Regions from separate parts of the Mus musculus genome. Here region 1 is linked to region 2. The links are chromatin contacts, found by Hi-C in ENCODE. All regions are on one chromosome and are shown on one strand. The core of a region is the stretch at or near the end of the contact, and the rest is flanking DNA. Distances in the headings are between cores, read along the strand shown.

Region 1 (4,988 bases), core at 2,368-4,867, 160 kb after region 2:
CCCACACACTCCTAGGCTGCTTCTTGTGCCTCAGACACCTCTCATTAGATCTTAGCTCCAGGTTCCCCATATCAGGCCCACCTCCATCCAAGTGAGCACAGGTCCACAGTTGAGGTTACTGTCCACCAGTCCTGACAGGGTCTCCAGGTACTGCAGCAGCAGCGGTACCAGCATCTGGGAGCAAATTGCCAAGGAAGCTGCTGTGAATTGATGAAGACAGAGCCCCCTCACTGCCCCCCACACTTCCCACAATGCTCAAGCTCGTCTCGGCAAGGCTGATTCAGCCTGGATGCCTGGGTGTGGCTCAGCTGCGAAGCTCTGAAATGTTATCTGAGCTGAGCTCTGGAGTGAAACTGATGTGGCTGTGCTGACCGGTGAATCCCCTTGGACCTTCCCATGATCCTCAAACTACCGGGGCCCTCTAACATCCTGATTCATTTCTAAGGCTTCTCCACACAGATTGGTTGGAACTCAGATCATATGACAGGAGCCTTCCAAGTGCTGAGATTACAGGCTCACGTCAGCATGGCCAACTCAAGAGATCTTTATTACCTCTTCCCCTTGCCTTACTGGCTGCACACATAGCTGATGATATACCCTTGATTGCCCAGGAAGGGATTGAGGCAAGTAGGTTACCTGGGCAGCCCTGGTACCCTCTGGAGGTGGAGGGAGCTCTGGGAGGCAGGAAAATCTCCGGTCAAATATGCACCGGTGGAGATGGGCATCCAGAGAACGGAAATCGTCATAGCTCCGGAGGACTGGCCAGGAGCGGCCCTGTTGAGGCAGGCAAGACAGAGGGTGCAGACTCCATTACACAGAGCTGAGGACTACAGAGGCTAGCTAGTCCATGTTAGACGAGAGGCAGAGGCAGCCTCACCTGACAGGTCACCTGTACCCCAAAGACCAGCTCATTTTCTCCAGAGAGGCTGGGGCCCTCACGCTCTGGAGACAGCAGGAGCTGCAGAAGGAAACAGAAACCAAAAGGAGGGCTTTAGTTTTGTTCCAGACCTAACCTTTCTTGGCTGAGACTATCTAGGGGTAAATCCGTGTTCCCCATTGGGCCTCCTCAAGGACAGGGCGTGACGGTGTCACTGTCTGGGTAGAGAGTCTTGTCACAGAGCAGAGCCTATCAGAACCCTGGTGTGGAGGAATAAATAGAAAAATAAAGGGATGAAGCAGTGCCTCCCGGCCAGCTGGGACCTTGGCTTTCTGCAAGTGTCTGCTCGAGCATGCAGGTGGCCAGGGCTCAGGGATGGGCTTCTGGGGTATAGTGGCTGCTAGCAGTTCACCTCCCTGCCTGAGCACAAGTTCGCATACCTGAATGTGGCCAAAGTCAACATTCTCATAGTGGAAATGGGCACAGTCAGCCAGCCGGGGGAAAGGGCCTCGAGGAGCTGAGAGCCTGGAAGACAAGCAAAATATCATCCACAACAAAATATCATCTCCTGGGGCTTCCCTCCTCCCTCAGCTAAACCCTCTGGCATCCTCTCACCTCTTCCCAGGCTTCCCCTTTGTACCCGGCCCCCCAGTAGTGGGTACGGGCTGCACTGAGCCCTCCCCTGGGCCATCCAGGCTGTCAGTGCTGCGGGCCTGTAGAGCAGAGAGAGAATCAGAGGCCCCCAGAGATGGGAGCGGGAACAACAGGAGCATTGTTATCTGCAAGCTTGGGCCTTGGGCCAGGAGGCTCTCCACACTGTCCTGCAGCGTGGGGTAAAAGGGCAGGTCAGCAGGAGATGAGTGCTGGGCTGGAGTCAGCCTGTTTCTTCCTGTGTGGTCTGGGAGGAAGGACTGGAGGTGCAGGGACCAAGGGTGAGCAGGCAACAGGAGCGAGGGCATGCCGATCCTGTCTGTGCGTGTTTAAGACCCTTCTGTAGCAACCATACAGCAAGGGTACGGTCACTTGCCACTGTCCACATCTCAGTCTTCTGTTCCCAATCTTTCCCCCTCCTGGCATGATGCTTTCCACAAAGTACAAATGTGATTGGTTTTCCTGCTTCCGTGACTCTCAGGAATTCTAGATGAGGTTGGACTTCTCAGGTCTGAGAGCCAAGCTTCCTTGAGCTGGGTTCCGTTTGCCACTCCAGTCCTGTCTCTCCCCTGCTGCCCCAATTCTCAGAGCTCTGAACTTTTCAGAACACACGTGCCAGCTTCTCATTTACCTTCTATGCCTTTGCAAAGGCTATTCCTCAGACTGGAATGTGGTTTGCACACCGTCACTAGGTTCTCTCCTCCTCATTCCTCATGTGTGTTCCTTCAGAAAGCCCTCTCTGTCCATCTAAGGCTGTTTCAGACAATTGTCTCCATCCCATCCTGTGGGCTTTCTCCATCCCATACTACACAACTATACCTGAGCTTATCCATCTCACTCTGAGATGCTTCCTGCAAGGAACTCATCTCTCCCTTTGGAAATAGGGCCCCAGGCTGACACCCTCACCCCCACCCCCGCCAATGCCCAACAGAGATCAGCACAGAGTTAGTACTGTATGTATGATTCTTCTCTGGGTCCCTGACACGCAGTGCCAATCCAGTTGCACGGCATAGACTGGGCAACTCTGATGAATAAAATAACCAGCTGCCAGATGGGGATTCGGGGATTTGCTAGACTGGGCTTTTTCCCTCCTCCGTGTCCCTGCAACCCCAAGTTCATCCCTGGGTCTCACCCTCAGAGTCTGTCCCCTGCCAGCCCATGAAGCTCCCCAAGGCAGGATGGGATCTGACTGTTTCTGTGCCTGGAGCATGGGGCCTGCACAGAGGAGGTCTCAGTGAATGTCTGTGGAGTGAGGGAATGAATGGATGAATGAGCGGGAGCAGTATGGAGGAGGGGAGATGAAGACAAGGAGATGGAGAAGCCCCAAGGCTCAAGTGGAACGGAGGCGGGAGGCGCGATGTTGGCCTCGAGTAAGGATCGGGAAGCGGCGGGAGAGACTTCGATAAAGGTTCAGATCGATGTCGGTGGAGGGATTGAGAGCGCGTGGCGTGGGATGAAAATGAAGAAGAAAAGGGTCAGGCAGGGGATGGAGTGAGATGGGGGTGGGGCTCAGGAATGAGAAAGGGGCTGTTGGGAGCAGGAGGTGGTGGTCGGGAGGGTGACTGGGGATGAGGATGCTGAGGAGGGCGCTGGAGTGGGGGCTGGTTTCCAGGGAGCCTCGGCAGACGCCTGCAGGGGGGAAGCCCTCATGGGGCGCGCGGGTCCTTCCCTGAACCAGCCCCCTTTTCTCAAGTCCGGATCCTCCGCCACTGTCACCCCTTTTTCAGGGCCCAGAAGGGGGAGGGAGGAAATGTGCGCTGAGGGGGCGGGGTCGAGGCCCGGGCCGCGACCCAGGACCGCACCGAGGTGGAGACCGTAGGGGACCGCGAGGAAGGGTGAGGGGCGGCGCGCAGGCCGCGGGCTCGGGCGGGGCCGGGGGCGGGGCGCGCAGGGCGGGGCCGCGCGGACAGACTGGCACGCGGACACACAGACTGATGGCCCCGAGGGCCCCTCACCACCATGGTCGCGGTAGCCTCCTCAGACCCCGGCGGCTTTCGAGCCCTCGTTCGCAGTCCTCGCCACCGCCGCCTCCGCCGCCATGGTGACACAAAGGGGAGGGCGTGAGGCGCGCGCGGGCGGTCGCAGGCTCCTCCCCTAACGGCTGCCGGGGGGGTCTCTGGCGCGCGCCCCATGAGGGGCGGGCCAGCGGGCACGCGGAGGCCCTTCTCATTGGCTCCAGTTTTGGCCTGAGGGCTACGCCCCGCCCACAAGGCGGCTGCTTATTGGCTTTGAGTGCTGCTCTACTTCCCGCCCCCATCCCCGCCCCGTCTCTCCAGTCCCACCCCCCGAAGTTTGACAGCGCCACGCCCATGGATGGTTGGCATTGGCTGTCAGGGCCCTCCTGAGATAAAACCCTGTATTCTTTATGCTCCGCTGCCGCCACTTCTCTCCTTAAGCAGCCTGCCCTTTCCTCCCGCGGTCGCTCCTCGGACGTGCTTCATTGGGTTCGCCTACGACTATCCCCCACAAGCAGCCTTTTCGAAATGCGGGTCCTCCAGTCCCCACGCTGTCAGTCCTGATCCTGACCCCGCCCACAAGCTTTTTGATCTCGCACACCCCGCTGTGTCCCCACCCTAGGCTCTGTGCGACTTGGCCTCCCCCTATTCACTGGACATCTTTCCTTGTTTCCCTATATTCGCTTATTTGAGGCTAGCCTTTGACATCTTTTTCTAGGAAAAGCTTCTGTATGGAATGCTATGACATTCATGCCTCTCAGAAAGCCAGGTGCAGTCTTTTTTCTTTTTTTAAACGATAGAGAAGTGCCTAGAAAGCATTGCAGCCACACCCTTTCCGGAAGGATGCTTTCACTGATCTGGACCTGAGCAGGCCTCTCGTTTCGGTAGCACGCTCCCGGTCCAGGCTTTTAAAGACTTTGATTATTTAATTCGGGGATATACCAATAATCAAAAAAAAAAAAAATACAGCCTTACCCATATGGAAGCTCAAAGGCTAGTATGAACTAGGTGATTTCGGTTTGTAATCTCAGCACTGGAAAAGTGGGTGCAGGAGAATCATGAATTTGAGGCCAGCTTGAGCTGCATAGTGAAAATCTGTCTCAAACAAACCAAATTAGGGACTGGAGAGATGGCTCAGCAGTTAGCACTGACTACTCTTCCAGAGTCCTCAGATTTCTACTCCCTGTTCCAAGCACCCACATGACTGTTCACCAGCTACAGCTCCAAGATGTCCAGAAGATGCTCTCTGTGGGCACTAGGCACACATGGAACCCCCAACATATACACAGGCAAAATACCTGTATGCATTAAATAAAAAAATTTAAAACCTCCAAATCAAAGGCTGATGGGGGAAGATAATGAACAAAATAAATATAAATATGTATCATCCGAGAGAAAAGCTAGTTGGGATGGCGAAATATGGAAAGTGCTGGGTGGGGGGAGGGAATAAGTGTAATGAGTGATGATGCTACTAAGTTTTGGGGGTGGTTTGTTACCCAGCCACA
Region 2 (4,409 bases), core at 1,310-3,809:
CACATGGTTTGGTGCCTGCGTAGAGGTCAGAGAACAACTTTCTGGAATTGGTTCTCTCATCCCAGCTGCTTTTTTCTTTTGATTCAGGGTCTTATTATGTAGCTCTGGCTGCCCCGGAACTCAGAGTGTAGCCCAGGCTGGCCTGCAACTCATAGAGATAGATATACAGCTGCCTGAGTACTGGGATTAAAAATGTGCACTGCCATGCCTAGAAAATTTTCATTTTTCTTTTGGTGGTATTGGAGATGGAACCCAGGGCTCAGCCCAAGCAGGCAATCCTTCTATCACTGAGTTAAATCTAGCTGCCCTGTCTACCATTATTAGGGACTGGGGTTTGAACTTGGGCCATCAGTCTTGCTCAACAAATGCTACCTGCTGCACCAATCTCACCAGTGCCATAATTTGTTTCTTTTATTTTTTTAGGTTTATTTATTTTATTTATATGAGTACGCTGTAGCTGTCTTCAGACACACTAGAAGAGGGCATTGGATACCATTACAGATGGTTGTGAGCCACCATGTGGGTGTTGGGAATTGAACTCAGGAGCTCTGGAAGAGCAGCTAGTGCTCTTGACCCCCGAGTCATCTCTTGAGCCCTCGTATTTTGTTTCTTACAAGTGTTCTGGTGTCCTCCATTTGGTGACTCACACACCACACTCATTCATATTGTGACCCTACTATATCCTGGGGCTCAGGATGATTGGTTTCACCTGGCAGGTGGGAGGGGGTAGGATGGAGAGTTGCTGGTTTCTTCAAGTTGTCCAGAGGGGATCTACTGTCCTCCTGCCCACATTTTACTGCAGAGAACTGGTCACACAGTTATCTGAGATACAAAAGGAGTTGAGACTGTTCCCAGCTCCCCCCCCCGCCCCCCCCACCCCAGCCACGGTCTATAAGCAGAGCATGAGGTACCACTAAACATCCCCAGACCCCAGTGGGCTGGGGAATCTCCCTTCATCTGCTAAATCAAGTCCTGCTCCAGGGAGAAGTTTCCAGTTCCACCCTCACTATCCATCTGCCTTTGGAGTACATGACCTCAAACTTGATCCCTTGGAGGACAAAGTGAGCCAGCCTTGACTTGTAGGTATGTTAGTTGCAGGTTTCCCAGCACTGTGACAAAACGCTGTACAGAAAGGACTTGAGGGGGAATGACTTATTTTGAGTCTTGGTTTCAGCGGGTCCAGTTCACCATGACAGAGAGGACAGATCAGAATAGCGCTTGTGGAAGGTGACCTGGAACAGGGGAATGCTGGGACCTTGGTTCTTTTTTATGGCCTCCTAGCCTGTGGAATGATGCTCTCAATTTGGGATAACTTGAATACCCGCCACTTCTCTCTGAAGATGCTTTTATGGACACACTCTGAAGTGTGTTTCACCAATCTCCCAGGGGCTTCCAAATGCAGTCAAGTTGATGATGGCGATTAGCCATTACTAGTCTTTAGGGTAACGCTGAGGGATGATGGTAAACAGGTACCACACTCCTCATAAGCATTCCATCAGGAAAGGCCTTCCTGTTGATGATAACAGTGATGGGCTTCAGGGACGTGATAAAAGCTGTATGGGATGAATCCACCTAGACCAAAAGAGAATCAGCTTCTAGGCAAAGGAGCGTCTGTGTACAGATCTGTGTGCTTATGGAATCATAATGACTCCAGCTCCCAACACAAACCACCGCTGATCCAACGCTAATCAGACATCTGATTTGTATGGATAGAACCTGTGTGGATTCATGTGCTAATTATAAATGTAGGTTGGTTGTAAACTTTGTCCTTGGGATGGGGCTAAGTCCTACATTTGGAAAGGAAGAGCATTGATAATCCCCAACTCAGAGATTCATAAGCTAATGGCCATTTTGAGTCAATTCGTGCCAATGACAACCTCAAGATAATTTAAAAATGGTCTGGGGAGATGGCTCAGTGAGTAAAGAACTTGCTATGCATGCATGTGGAGCTGAGTTCGGATTCTACTACACAGGTAATTCCAGGGCTAGGGAGACAGATACAGGGGGATCCTGCGCGCGTGCACACACACACACACCATAATTTTATTTTTAAATAGCTCAAAAGGACAGTAAGATATTCGTAGTCAAAAGGACACAGACTTTGAAGCCTGACAGCCTGGGTTCAAATCCCAGCTCTGTCACAGACGAGCTGAATGTCTCTGGCCTCTTCTCTAGACCTCAATTTCACTCCTGTAAAAGGGTTTGATAATAGCTCGAATGACCGTTGAGAGGATTAAATTAGCTAATACGTGTAAAGCTCTGAAGCAGTTCTTTGCCACATGAAAAGTGCTTATTCTGTAATAACCAACCATACAGCCAACAGTTGCTGTCCTGGTTTCATTTAATCCTCATACCGGGCTCTCCTCCAATTTCATTACTACAACCCTTTCTTGGCTCAGGTCTCGCAGCCTCATCTCTGTACTGGCTTCCCAGAGGTTCCTGGAGGACTCTGCATTCCCAACATTGTCCCCGCCCCTACTGCTGTCTTCTGAATTTTCAAACGTGGTCCTAACGGTCCTAACAACTAGCTGCCACCGGGAGGCAGCAACACACCATGGGGCTGCCGTGAGCGCGGCGCATTGTAGGACATGTAGTCTTGCTTATCAGATAAGTGTCGGCTCCCGCGTGGAGGAAGAACTACATTTCCCAGAAGGCATCACAGACACCCTCGGCCTCACCTTGTTCTGGTTTCGCCCCTTTAGTGCTCGCCTCACTAAATGCACAGAGCGGGTGAGGCATGGGATGTACGGGTATGGTTGGGGGATGTGGAGACTGAGCGAGCACCTTGCCCAAGAGGGTGGCGCTGCGCAAGAGGCCTGCTGATCCCACTGGACCTTAGCGGTAAAATTAGACCGGAGTACTGGTTTAGGAATCGCAGATGTCAAAATTGCTGATTAGTCTGGAGAGTCTAAGGCATTCCTTACTGGAGCAAATAAAGAGACCAGCATTTTGCACCATTGCAAATACCCCTTTAGCCAGCTTTCTCTCCTGTGTTTAAACTGTCCCATGTTGGCTAGGGAGTCTTTTCTCTGAGAGCCGTGGCTAAGTAAGAAAAACGAAAAACAAAACAAAAATCTTTCCTTTCTTTTCTTTTTCTTTCCAACCATGCCTCCCCACTTTAAAACCCTATTATGGTAATGTTTAGCTATTCACAAAAATAGAATTATATAACGATCCTCCAAGTTCCCATCTCCCAGCCTCAATTATTATCAACATATGGCCAATCTTGTTTTATTTATTCCGCCTCCCCCAACCAATTAGTTTAAAGCAAATCCCAGACAGCCTATAATTTCATCTATAAATACGTATCTCTAAAACACTGAGTTCTTAAAAAAAAAAGCCAGCACATATAAAACTAACAATATCTCTGATTGTTTTTATAAACTATCAATTCTTGGTTTGTTCAGATTATAATCCAGCCGGGCAGTGGTGGCACACACCTTTAATCCCAGCACTTGGGAGGCAGAGGTAGGTGGATTTCTGAGTTCGAGGCCAGCCGGGTCTACAGAGTGAGTTCCAGGATACACAGAGAAACCCTGTCTCGAAAAACCAAAACAACAACAACAGAACAAACAAAAAACCCCCCAGAGTCTGTACATTTTATTTGTTGGGAGTTTCTTTGTGTCTTTTATTCTATAAGTGTCCCCTCCCTCTCATCTGTGTCCAATTTGATGGGTTTCTTTTTTTGTTGTCCCCGCCCCCTCCAAGATAGAATTTCTTGGTGTAACAGCTCTGGCTGTCCTGAAGCTTGCTCTGTAGACCAGGCTGGCCTCAGACTCACAGAGATCCACTTGCTTCTGCCTCCCATGCTCTGGGATTAAAGGCCTGTTCTGACTCCGGAGCGCTGGCACTAAAGGTGTGTGCCACTGCCACCCAGCCTTTTTCTGTAATGTTAATAGTGTCAGTGTTGGCTTTGAGTCTTGTTAGCCTGGTTGTTATAAAACTACAGTGAGACTTTAGAAAGGAAACCTTTCCTGTTCCCCCTCCTTCTTTCCTTTTCGTTTTACAGAAACGAATGTCTTTGTGTGTGCATGCGTGTGTGCACATGTGCCAGGGTACACACGTGGATGCCAGAAGATAACCTCGGGAATTGGTCTTCACTTTCGACTTAGCTTGAAGTGACCTCTCTCTGGTTTGGGAGGTTAGGTTTGTTTGTTTTCTTTTTGCTAATGAGTATGCCAGACTAGATGGCATACTAGCTCCCAGGGTTTTTCCTGTCTCTACCAGCCTATTCAGAGGAGCACAGGGGATTGCAAACAAACACTACCACATTCAGCTTGACATGGGTCCTGGTTCTCACACCCGCATGGCAAATACTTTACCTACTGGTCTGCCCTCGAGGACCCACCCCCCGCCCCCGCAATTTAAACTTTTCATTGCTAATGTTCATCCTTGTCACTCCGGAGGGG

What was found. Hi-C counts contacts between places; a loop is a spot of excess contacts on that map.
Region 1: a loop to region 2 is called in a map of heart, with 2.5 times the contacts of the local background. The contact joins the promoter of Arhgap33 here to the enhancer-like site in region 2. A Hi-C loop is called at or near these places in 1 of 37 maps with a recorded cell type or tissue (heart).

What each region holds. Positions count from the first base shown.
Region 1 is chr7:30,531,443-30,536,430 of GRCm38, forward strand. Arhgap33 (Rho GTPase activating protein 33) reads right to left here and starts at 3,618. Exons shown (of 22, transcript NM_178252.3): 1 at 3,484-3,618; 2 at 2,661-2,770; 3 at 1,493-1,590; 4 at 1,318-1,402; 5 at 878-958; 6 at 637-774; 7 at 82-174. The coding sequence starts at 2,738.
Region 2 is chr7:30,371,117-30,375,525 of GRCm38, forward strand. No RefSeq gene overlaps it. Among named protein-coding and RNA genes, the nearest start is that of Lrfn3, 11 kb to the left of the region's middle. Within about 2 kb of position 2,560, at least 1 of the 3 ENCODE cell types and tissues checked has a DNase peak (open chromatin) inside an H3K27ac peak, as active enhancers do; it is heart, where a contact is called at or near this core.